2 separate regions of the Homo sapiens genome follow, and region 2 is linked to region 1. A link is a loop called in an ENCODE intact Hi-C map of the cell type or tissue named here. Cell type or tissue: PC-9. All regions are shown on one strand. Links, peaks and the distances in the headings refer to the core of each region. The heading gives the core; the rest is flanking DNA. Region 1 overlaps PHEX (phosphate regulating endopeptidase X-linked). Region 2 holds the start of PHEX-AS1 (PHEX antisense RNA 1).

What was found. Hi-C counts contacts between places; a loop is a spot of excess contacts. Peaks named below come from ENCODE experiments on the same cell type or tissue, not always from the same donor. Only the 100,000 strongest peaks of a DNase experiment are listed, where the experiment ranks them.
Region 2: it touches region 1 in a loop (5-fold over the local background); 1 of 110 quality-filtered maps calls a loop at or near these places.

Annotation. Positions count from the first base shown.
Region 1 is chrX:22,071,046-22,076,382 of GRCh38, forward strand. All of the region lies in intron 3 of PHEX (phosphate regulating endopeptidase X-linked), which reads left to right. Among named protein-coding and RNA genes, the nearest start is that of PHEX, 41 kb to the left of the region's middle. In PC-9, for the core only: no CTCF peak of the experiment used is centred there; a DNase peak (open chromatin) is centred at 3,066; H3K27ac peaks cover 2,841 bases.
Region 2 is chrX:22,168,698-22,174,084 of GRCh38, forward strand. The region is part of intron 13 of PHEX (phosphate regulating endopeptidase X-linked); the gene reads left to right. It overlaps PHEX-AS1 (PHEX antisense RNA 1), which reads right to left and starts at 4,286. Exons shown (of 5, transcript NR_046639.1): 1 at 3,249-4,286; 2 at 2,813-2,947; 3 at 2,462-2,493; 4 at 1,097-1,158. In PC-9, for the core only: no CTCF peak of the experiment used is centred there; a DNase peak (open chromatin) is centred at 3,174; H3K27ac peaks cover 524 bases.

The DNA.
Region 1 (5,337 bases), core at 338-5,337:
GGGCCTCATCCTTCCTTTGGAATTTCCTTTTTGTATTCTAGAGCACTCAATAAATGTCCTGTCTGAGCAGCAGAATTGAATTGAGTGAGGATTGATAGTCCTCTCTCAGCTTCCGAGCAGAACTAAGTATTTTTTTTCTCCCCAGTGTAGAAGAGCAGGGCATTGGGAATGGATGATAAAGCTGAGACAATTGATGAAAATAAAACTTAGGTACCCTTAAAACTGGCGTTCATGAAAACAGATGAATGAAGTCTTGGATTTCATTGTATGATATAGGGACTGAGATGTGAAAAAAAGAGATGGTGTTGTTAGTATGATCAGGGCATTGCTGATTGTAAAAAGAAATAATAAAAGTAGTCAGTCCAGCTTCTCATAGTTCTTTTTCAATTGGATGAAAGTCTCTCTCAGACTTTCCTTGTCAGGAATTCAACTCAGCGAACATTCACTAAGCACCAGCCATGCCAAGCTCTGGGTCCTGGGTGTTCAAAGATGAATGTGACCCAGCCCCTGCCCAAAAGAGTATTCAATCTAATGGAGCATAGCCATTGTTAATGCCAATGTTTTATACCAAAAGTATTTCTTGGTGATATTATTTGAGGCCCAATGACCAAAAATATCTTTATTATTAAAATTCTCACGTTTCATCCCCTTTGAGGCTAGGCTTGGGTTACAAAGGCATGGTTGTCCACACCATGGTCAAAAACAAATTTTAGATGGACTGTAGATCTAAATGTGAAACAATAAAGATTTTAGAAGAAAATGTAAACTGTCACCGGGCGCGGTGGCTCATGCCTGTAATCCCAGCACTTTGGGAGGCCGAGGCGGGTGGATCACCTGAGGTCAGGAGTTCGAGATCAGCCTGACCAACATGGTGAAACCCCGTCTCTACTAAAAATACAGGCTGGGCGCGGTGGCTCATGCCTGTAATCCCAGCACTTTGGGAGGCTGAGGCGGGTGGATCACCTGAAGTCAGGAGTTCGAGACCAGCCTGGCTAACATGGTGAAACCCCACCTCTACTAATAATACAAAAAGTTAGCTGGGCATGGTGGCGCATGCCTGTAGTCTCAGCTACTTGTGAGGATGAGTCAGGAGAATCGCTTGAACCTGGGAGGCGGAGGTTGCAGTGAGCTGAGATCCTGCCACTGCACTCCAGCCTGGCGACAGAGCGAGACTCCATCTCAAAACAAACAAACACACAAAAACAAAAAACAAAAAATAGCTGGGCATGGTGACATGTGTCTGTAATCCCAGCTACTTGAGAGGCTGAGGTAGGAGAATCGCGTGAACCTGGGAGGTGGAGATTGCCGTGAGCCGAGATCAAGCCACTGCACTCCAGCCTGGGCGGTAGAGCAAGACTCCATCTCAAAAAAAAAGAAAAATAAAATAAAATGTAGACTATCTTCATGAGTTTGGGATAGGCAGAGATTTCTTGAACGGGACACTAAATATGGTAACCATGGAGGAGAAAAATGGAGAAGCTGAACTAAAATAATTTCAGTTTATTACAAGATACCATTAAAAATGAAGTCTATGTAATGGGATATTTTATAATATATTCAAAAAGGACTCGTACGTAGAATATAGAAAGCACTTCTACAAATCAATAACAAAAAGGTAGATTGCTCTATAAATATGTGATATAGACTTGAATAAGTATTTTACCATAGAGGATGTTAATTTTCTTGCTTGGGGTTAGTGATTGGAAGGGAGCACAAGGGGCTTTTGGGGTTCCAGTAATAATGCTGGTTACTTGAGCGTGTTAACTTTGTGAACATTCTTCACATTATGATCTGTGTACTTTTCTGTATGTTGTATTATTTGTGTACTTTTCTGTACTTTCATTGGAAAAATTTACATAAAAAAAGAAAATGCTTTGCTGTCCAGGATGAAGAATGTGAGCAGAATATTTTTGGAGGTTAACACTGATTGCAAAATATGTCTTCCCATTTAGAATTGCCTCTACTATAGAAGCAGAGGAAATGTTGAGAGCATGGGGCTTTGCAAGGTGGCTATAGCAGGTGCAGTTTGTGAAATAGTCCTACACACAGCCTGGCAGTGTCTTAGGTTAGCATAAGTCCTTTGGCCAACAATATCCTGAGAAGCAAGCAGGAGAACAAACACAGTTATGGAGGAAGCACTAGAAACAAGCTTGATTACTTGACAGTTTTGTATAGGGCGAATTCTGCCTGTAATCCTGTTTAAGTCACCACTTACTGATCCCCGTTATCATGTGCCCAGGCACCAAGATGGGGGCTTTCTGTGTATTAAAAATTTTAAATCCTCAGCACAATCCTGGGAAGCATGTACTATTATTATTTGACTTTACAGATAAAGAAACTGGGGCTTAGAGGGATTAAATAACTCGCTCGAATTCCAGCTAGCAAGTTGCAGCAAGCTGCAACTGGAACCCATGTCTGTGTGATTCCAAAGCACCCCCTTCCCACATGTCTATTATGTTGCCTTTAAAAAAAAGTTATTTGATGGAGCATAGTGAGAAGAAAAATACTTAATATGTACTTAATGTTCAAATTTGATGATCAGAAGAACTTCTCAAACCACTTTTAAAGTCTGAGGTTTGCTGTGCTATAGTTTTTTTTTTTTTTTTTTTTTTTTTTTGGAAACACACTTTGTCGCCCACGCTGGAGTGTAGTGGCGAGATCTTGGCTCACTGCAACCTCTGCCTCCTGGGTTCAAGCGATTCTCCTGCCTCAGCCTCCCGAGTAGCTGGGACTACAGGTGTGCGCCACCATACCCGGCTAATTTTTGTATTATTAGTAGAGGTGGGGTTTCACCACATTGGCCAGGCTGGTCTCAAACTCCTGACCTTGTGATCTGCCCGCCTCGGCCTCCCAAAGTGCTGGGATTGCAGGCATGAGCCACCGCGCCTGGCCTGCAGTTTTATGAACTGCTATTGTCCTTTGCAGTTGTAAGGTGGTAAGAAATACCTGGGTGGGGTGGAGGTGGGGATTGAGAAATCCTCCAAGAAACAACACAGGCTATGATTGGAATGCCCCTGTATGGGTGACCCATGAGCCTTTCTCAATGCTTTGGGGACATTTTAATAACCTGAGTAATTACCTGTGGTACGCAGGCTTTGTTTTCTACTCATTAATAACTCTCCAGGCTACATTTTATTCTTCTTACTGCTAATTCACATGCAGAGATACATAAAATGGATGCTGTCAACTGATTGCCACATCACTGTCTGCATATCAATGCTCTCCTGTCTGCTTGGGCTCAGAGAGAAGGAAAGAAGAGAAGGAAAAGGGTATGGCAAGGAACTTGTGATAGCCGAATCTGTTTTAAAAGCCAAATTCTGGTACAGAAACCAGAATTTTGACATATACAAATTATTGATATTTGTGCATGGTTAGTGTTTTGGGATTGCCCTATTTAGCATCTGCTGATCCTCTTTTTCCCTCCCTGTGATAGATAGCATGCCTTGGAAGCAGACACAGGTAAATATTTAATGCTTTTAGTTTTTTTTGCTCCTGTGGCTTGTTTGGCCCTTAGGGCATTCATGTTTTTTAGCCTGTGGAGTGCTTATAGCATCAGAACATCATCACAACCCTAAATGAAATTTGGATTATTTACTTCTAAGTATGTTTCCCAAATAGTCTAATGACTGTGTAAGCAATATAGTGGAAGGGTACAGGAGCCGATTTGAATGGAAATATATGTGGATATGGCTTTAGATCTTTCTGCGTATTAAAAAAAAATCTCCTTTAAAAAATCCTTGGGGACCTGGCACGGTGGCAGTGGCTCATGCCTGTAATCCCAGCACTTTGGGAGGCCAAGGCAGGTGGATCACCTGAGGTCAGGCGTTTGAGACCAGCCTGGCCGACATGGTGAAACTCCATCTCTACTAAAAATACAAAAAATTAGCCGAGTGTGGTGGTGTGCACCTGTAATCTCAGCTACTCGGGAGGCTGAGACAGGAGAATTGCTTGAACACGGGAGGCAGAGGCTGCAGTGAGCTGAGATCCTGCCACTGCACTCCAGCTTGGGTGACAGAGTGATACTCTGTTTCAAAAAAAAAAAAAAATCCTTGGGGCTAGTTATCTTGATTTTATTATTATGATGATACACAAGAAAGAAAACACCAAACAAGCTGAAATAATTGAAAATACTCACATCCAACCCAATTTAATTTATTTCACTGGAATCTATCTAGTTATATGGACTTGTTTTAGGTACAGGTACTTATTTTTAAAAAACTAGACAGGAGCTCTGGGTTGCTTTTTTTTTTTTTTTTTTTTTGAACTGTAGAACTTCTGGTTTAGAAGTAAGATTCCTCTTCAGGAGATATACAATTATTTATTAACTTAATTAGTGCCGTACATTTTGTCTTGAAGCTATTCAGAGTATTATAGGAACATCTGTTGTACTGTGATTATGATGGCTGCTAGGCTGTTTCCCCAAATGCCTTGACAAGGCAGTTTGACATAGTTCGGTGAAGGCAGTGCCCTGGTGCTGCAGTCACCATAGGGATTTTTCATCTTGGCTTCATGTTGGTAGATTGATACTCTCAAGTACGTTCAAGGTTCTCTTTTTCGGGAGAGGGTTGTTTTCATTGAGTCCTGGCTTTCCTCTTTCCTTATTTAATGAAATAGTGACAACTATCATTTTCTACCTTCAAACATTATTATTAGTGATTTTATAAATAGAAAATTATTTTCCAGGTGGGCCTATGTCTGTGCTGGCAACCATTGTGTACACACGGACTCTCTTAGATGTTTAGGACTTTGCATGTGTAAACGGGCAAGTTTTCAGGCAATTCGGGTAGGTTTTCCAATCTTGTCTTTCCATTTCCTGTCTAAAGAACTTCTTCCATGTCCACAGCATGTTTATTCAACAATGGATAAAACTTCTAATGGGAAATTTCTTCCGGGTGACCTCCTTGAGAGGCTGGGCTGTGGAGAAATCTTAAGAAACACAACCCTGATGAAATTGGCTCCGTTGAGAATATTACTTGGTCCAGGAACAAGGGACAGAATTCAGTTATTTTTGGTTCTTGAATAAATGAATTCTGTTTCCTTTTGTGTAGGTGGCAGAAGAAATTAACCCCTGTAGAACATCCATTCTCAGTTGGAAATTAAATTTTTGGTTTCTTTTGAGTTAGGAGTACCCTGGATAAGAGAATGTAAAACTGTTTTTATTTGAACCTCATGCAACTTGGAATCTGTTCTGTTGTCTGCATATCTTTGATAGATTTGTCTTTTCCAGGGTTGTCTGTCTTTGTATTTAATTTTCTGGAGGTTGGAATTGTGATTATCAAATGACTTCCAACTTGGCACCATATGTGGGTGGATACTAATGAATCCTTTCTTAACCTT
Region 2 (5,387 bases), core at 73-5,072, 97 kb after region 1:
GCATGTTCTAATGGCAAATGCATCATGTTTGTTGTTAAATACTTTTTATTTGCTTCATTCGTATTAAATGAATAGTAATAAATCTGCCTGCTGGGAGTTAACTTCATTAAACTTTATGAGTGTTTTGGCAAATTAAATGCATATACATACGACTCTATAATTTATTGTGAATTGGATTGTGTATTTGCAGTAAGTTACTGATGAAAAATGGTCATAATTCTTTTTTATTTCAATATTTTTGGACATGTATTTTCCAGTAGGTGTATTAATTACAGGCCTTTCTATTCACAAGCACTGTTATTTCCTCTCCTACAAATAGTTCTGATAAGTGATTTTTCTTCCTCATTTAAAAAAACCTGTTTTTACTATTCACTAGATTTTCTTGAAAATGTAGTCTTTTGAAATTCTTTAAGTAACTATAGTTCTGAGGTATAGCTCTTTCCTGAAATTGTGGTTCAACAAGTGGCATATCTGAAAACGATCCCAGCTTTGTAGATGAGCATCAAAATTTTACAAGACTATTCAAAAGTGAGAGAAAGCATTAATTAGAATCTTCCTCCATTGGGCTCTAAGATATAGCCTCCCAAAATATTGATACAGTTGCTCTGGAAGAAAATAATGATGCCTCATAGCATCCTAAAACTCAGTCTATCTTATTATACACTGTTTTGATGATGCTGAAAATCCCATTATTATTATCGTAACTAAAAATATTGAAGCACTTGACATATTCATGTACATTATCTTTTAATTCCTTCAGTGATTCTGTGAAATAGATGATGTTCATTCCCATTTTGCAGAAAAGGACATAGAGACTCAATAATTTAAGTGAGCTCCTCAGTTCCACACAGACTTTCAGAGCCAGGACTGATATCTGGGCTCAGGAAGCTCTGCCTGTAATCAGACAAGGGATTCTTGAGGGTCCTTTTTAGGCAGCTATGCTGGAGGAACAGAGGCATCAGGGTGGAGACTTGGTGGGGGCAGTGTGACCAGGGCTGTTGGAAGAAGAGCAGAGGGAAGGCCATGTTATCAAATGGTTAAGAGCACAGGCTCCAGTATCATGGGCCTGGGTTTGAATTCTGCTTCTTGTACTTACTAGTTATTTCATCCTGTGTAGGTTACTTAACTTCGGTTAGCCTCCCTTTGGTTATCTGGCTACTGGAAATATAATAACCAAGTCTTAGTATTGTTGGGAAGATTAGATGAGACTGTATAAATGTAAAAGCACTTGGCATAATACTCTGGCTCAGAGTATAGCCTACTTCCTATAAAGGGTAGCTTTGCGGATCAATATGGACCATTTGTGGTCCATTTTCAAATCAGCCATATAAAATATTCCATTTCATTGATCCTTAATAGAAATAGACTCAAGCGTGAATTTCTACCAATTTTGGAAATATATCTGTATCAGCCAGGAAAGCAAAAAGCACAGTAGGTATTTTAAACAGGGAATTTAATACAGGAAATGGGTTGGAAGGCAAGAAAAGGGAAAATAGATAAACCACAGGTTAAACTGCTGTTGCTACTAAGAAGAGTATCATCAGGGCACAAAGTACCTTAGCAGGAGAACCTGGGTAACTCCATACTATTGGTATATATTCTGAGTCAGCATGTGGATGAGAAGGTTTGAGAGACAGTTTGATGTAGAGGTTATAAATAGGGACCGTGGAGTCAAAGTGCCTGGAGTAAAACCCCCAGTCTACCATGTACCACCTTGTTACCTAGGGTAGGTTATGTATCCTCTCTGTGCCTTTCTTCATCTGAAGAATGAAGGTCATACCAATCCCTCCCATATAGGATTTCTGGGAGGATCAAATAAGTTAACATATTTGAAGTGTTTAGAATGAACCCTAACATACAATCAGCACAATACATGTGTTAGCTATGACATCCTCAATTCACACTTGTGGTAGTGAACTATTTTGGTTTGAAAAAGTCCTCATGAATTAACTCATGCACTGTCCAGGTCCCTCAAATTGATTTAAAAGGGTATACAGATGGAGCAGTCTCAAGCTTTAATCGAATAAGGTAGAACTTAAGGCTTACTCACAATATTTAGTTGATCAAGTTTTGTTGGCATTCTGTTGCTAAGTTCAGAGCCCCAAATTTAAGGACCCATTGAATGCAATATCTTTTGTGAAAAGAAACCAGATGCCAAACAGGATGCCATGTTGGCTGTGCTTCTTTGTTTCTCTGGGGCCTGAACTGAAGACATTACACACCAAGATTTTTAATCACTTCTTTGAAGAAATGGCTTTCATCTGACTCATTGCCAAAGCAGACACAATTACGCCCAAGAGTTTTAACAGTTTAAAAACCTGACAGTGAAAAAAATTCCAGGTACATGAAGTAAAAAGACATTTGTATTCAGAAACCGATTGTTTTAGTCAATTTACACGGTGCTATAAAGAAATACCCGAGACTGGATAATTTATAGAGGAAAGAGGTTTAATTGACTCACAGTTCCACACGGCTGGGGAGGCCTCAGGAAACCTACAATCATGGCGGAAAGTGAAGGGGAAACAGGCACCTTCTTCACAAGGCGGCAGGAGGGAAGAGTGAGAGTTCAGGAAAAAACTGCCACTTTTAAAACCATCAGATCTCATGAGAACTCACTATCACAAGAACAGCATGGGGGAAACTGCCCCCATGATTCAATCACCTCCCTCCCTTGACATATGGGGATTACAAGTCCCTCCCTTGACACGTGGGGATTACAATTCGAGATGAGATTTGTGCTCTCTCACTTTCTCTCCCCCTCAAGCCCCGCCCTTTTCTTTTTCTGACAGTGACTTCAGTCCCTCCTCCAAACCTCAGCTCTGGAGTGGCAGGCAGTTCTCCTCTACTCTCCTAAGTGATGGTACCATCACCTCCTCCCTTCTGTGACCCTAGACACAGGAGTCGCAGCTGTGTACTCCTGTGACTCTCACAGAGCCAAATCATATCACTGATAGAGAAAATGAATAAAACCCACCCTAAAAATAGGTAAAGGATGATATGATAGATTGTAATATTGTCACTGAGGGCAATAGCAAAAAGACTGAAGTATTCCTGGTACACAATGAGACTGTTTTCAGTTTTAAGAAACATGTAGATAAGGACTGCTATAGGACCTATGAGAAATTTCTGGTAATACGAGCTCTGAGCATGAGAGGCTGTTACAAATGAAAAACAGCATGCTGCATTTGAGACAGGTGGAGATATGATTCATCAGGCACAAATGCAAAAGGAAAGAGGAGCGAGATTACCTGATGGATCAGACGAAGGTCAAGGAGAAATGTTGAAAATTGAAGTTGGGCTCATGTGGAAATAAAAGCAAATGAGATAGAATTAAGAGGTAAATATGCAAAGGAATCAGAAATTTTTTAAGGATGACAAGGTAAACTGAGGTACTCAGCAAAGCATTTCCGAACAACAATCTTGTAGTTTTTGAAAAGAACAGGAAGAAATAAAATGCCCTTTATTTGAACCCCCATCAACATGCAGGAAAGCCTGTTAGCCTAAAAAGGTAGGCATGAGCCCATTTTCAAATCAGCCTAATAAAGTATTCCATTTCATTGATTCTTAATAGAAATAGATTCAAAAGTGAGTCTCTCCCAATTTTGGAAATATTTCAGTATTAGCCAGGAAAGCAAAAAGCACACTAGGTATTTTAAACAAGGAATTTAATACATGAAATATGTTGGAAGGCAAGAAGAGGGAAAAATGAGATAAACCACAGATTAGTAACTTTAGAAAGCAGCTGCGACTCCTGTGTCTAGGGTCACAGAAGGGAGGAGGTGATGGTACCGTCACTTAGGAGAGTAGAGGAGAACTGCCACTCCAGAGCTGAGCTTTGCAGGAGGAACTAAAGATTCTTCCAGAGTTATTGTCAGAAAAAGAAAAGGGAGGGAGTAGAGGGGGAGAGAGAGTGAGAGACAGCAACACAGCACCCTTTTCCCTTCTGCAACCCACTAATTTCCTGTAGTGCCTCCTATTTGCAGGAAGCTAATTGGCAAAGGAGCTTGAGAAACAGTTTTCAGATTCCCAGTCCCCAGCATTACGGAACAGAGTGAAAGGGTAGGCATGTAGCTGAAAAACTACAGGTAAATAACTGGCACTATTAAGGACGTTACTAAGGACCAAAGTCAGAATCATGGCTGGCCTCCATTTACTTAGGAGAATTGGAAATGAGAAAATTTTCAGAGGCCAAAGTTTCTGGTGAGTGATACACACATATATAGACATAAATGTGCATATAGGGATATGCAGATATGTGAACCTATGTAAGATTCTCTGTGGTGGGTCTGGTCTACTTTGGCCAGTGAAACACTAGTGTGTGTGTGTAGTGTGTGTGTGTGTGTGTGTGTACATGACAGAGAGTGCCACTCTGCAAGAGTGAGGTGATATTCAGATGGAATGCTAGAATGCTGCAGAAAAAGAGGTTGTTAAAATATTAAAATAATTCTTTACTATTTGTTAAAAAACACAAAACATTGCGCTCAGCTCTTTCAAGGGACCCCTGGCCATCATGGCACTGGAGAGCTAAGGGTGGGCATTGGAGGTGGGACACCCTGGTGCCCCCCAACCTTCCAGCCAGGCCTCTGTAACTCTCTCACATTGGCCTTCATCCAGACTGTTCCACTGGTCAGAGCAGACCAAGACCAGCCCCAGTGTGGAGATGGGACATCTGGTTCCAGTGCTAGTGTGCTGGCTGGAACTCCCTCAGACCCACCTTCACATAGCTGTTTGTAGGAATTGCATCCTCCATGGTACACTGTATATGTGGATTATTAAACATTTTGAGCATCACCTCAGTATATATTAGGTTGGTGCAAAAGTAATTGTGGTTTTTGCCATTACTATTAATGCCAAAAACTGCAATTACTTTTGCACCAACATAATAAGTATGTCTACATGTATAGACACACATTACTTTTGGGCAAAGCCATCTAAACACACCAATCTTGCATGTTGCTTTGTTGTTTGAATAAGGGGACATGTAGATATAAAATACGGATTCCATTAAGTATTCAGAAAATCCTTTGGGTGCCTAACATAAAGTCTTTCTAATAGATATTTGGATATATCTCTGAGTATCTTTAAATGGATTTAAATTAAATGAAAGGTATCCTAGAATTTACACTTCCTACTGGCACAGTAAGGAAAGTACCACAATTAGTGCTTCAGTATTTTTCATCTGCCTATTCCTACATGTAGGCCGAAGACTATACTACAGATCATTTGCATTCCTATGTACTGCCTTATAAACATGTACTTATCCTACAGAGAAGCTGAACACATTTCCTTGTTCTGCGCTTATTACAGGTTCTCCATCTTTGGGGTGGTGGTGGTGGTAATAACTTTATTCTTCCATTTAGTCTGTGGATCTGGGATAGGATATTCAA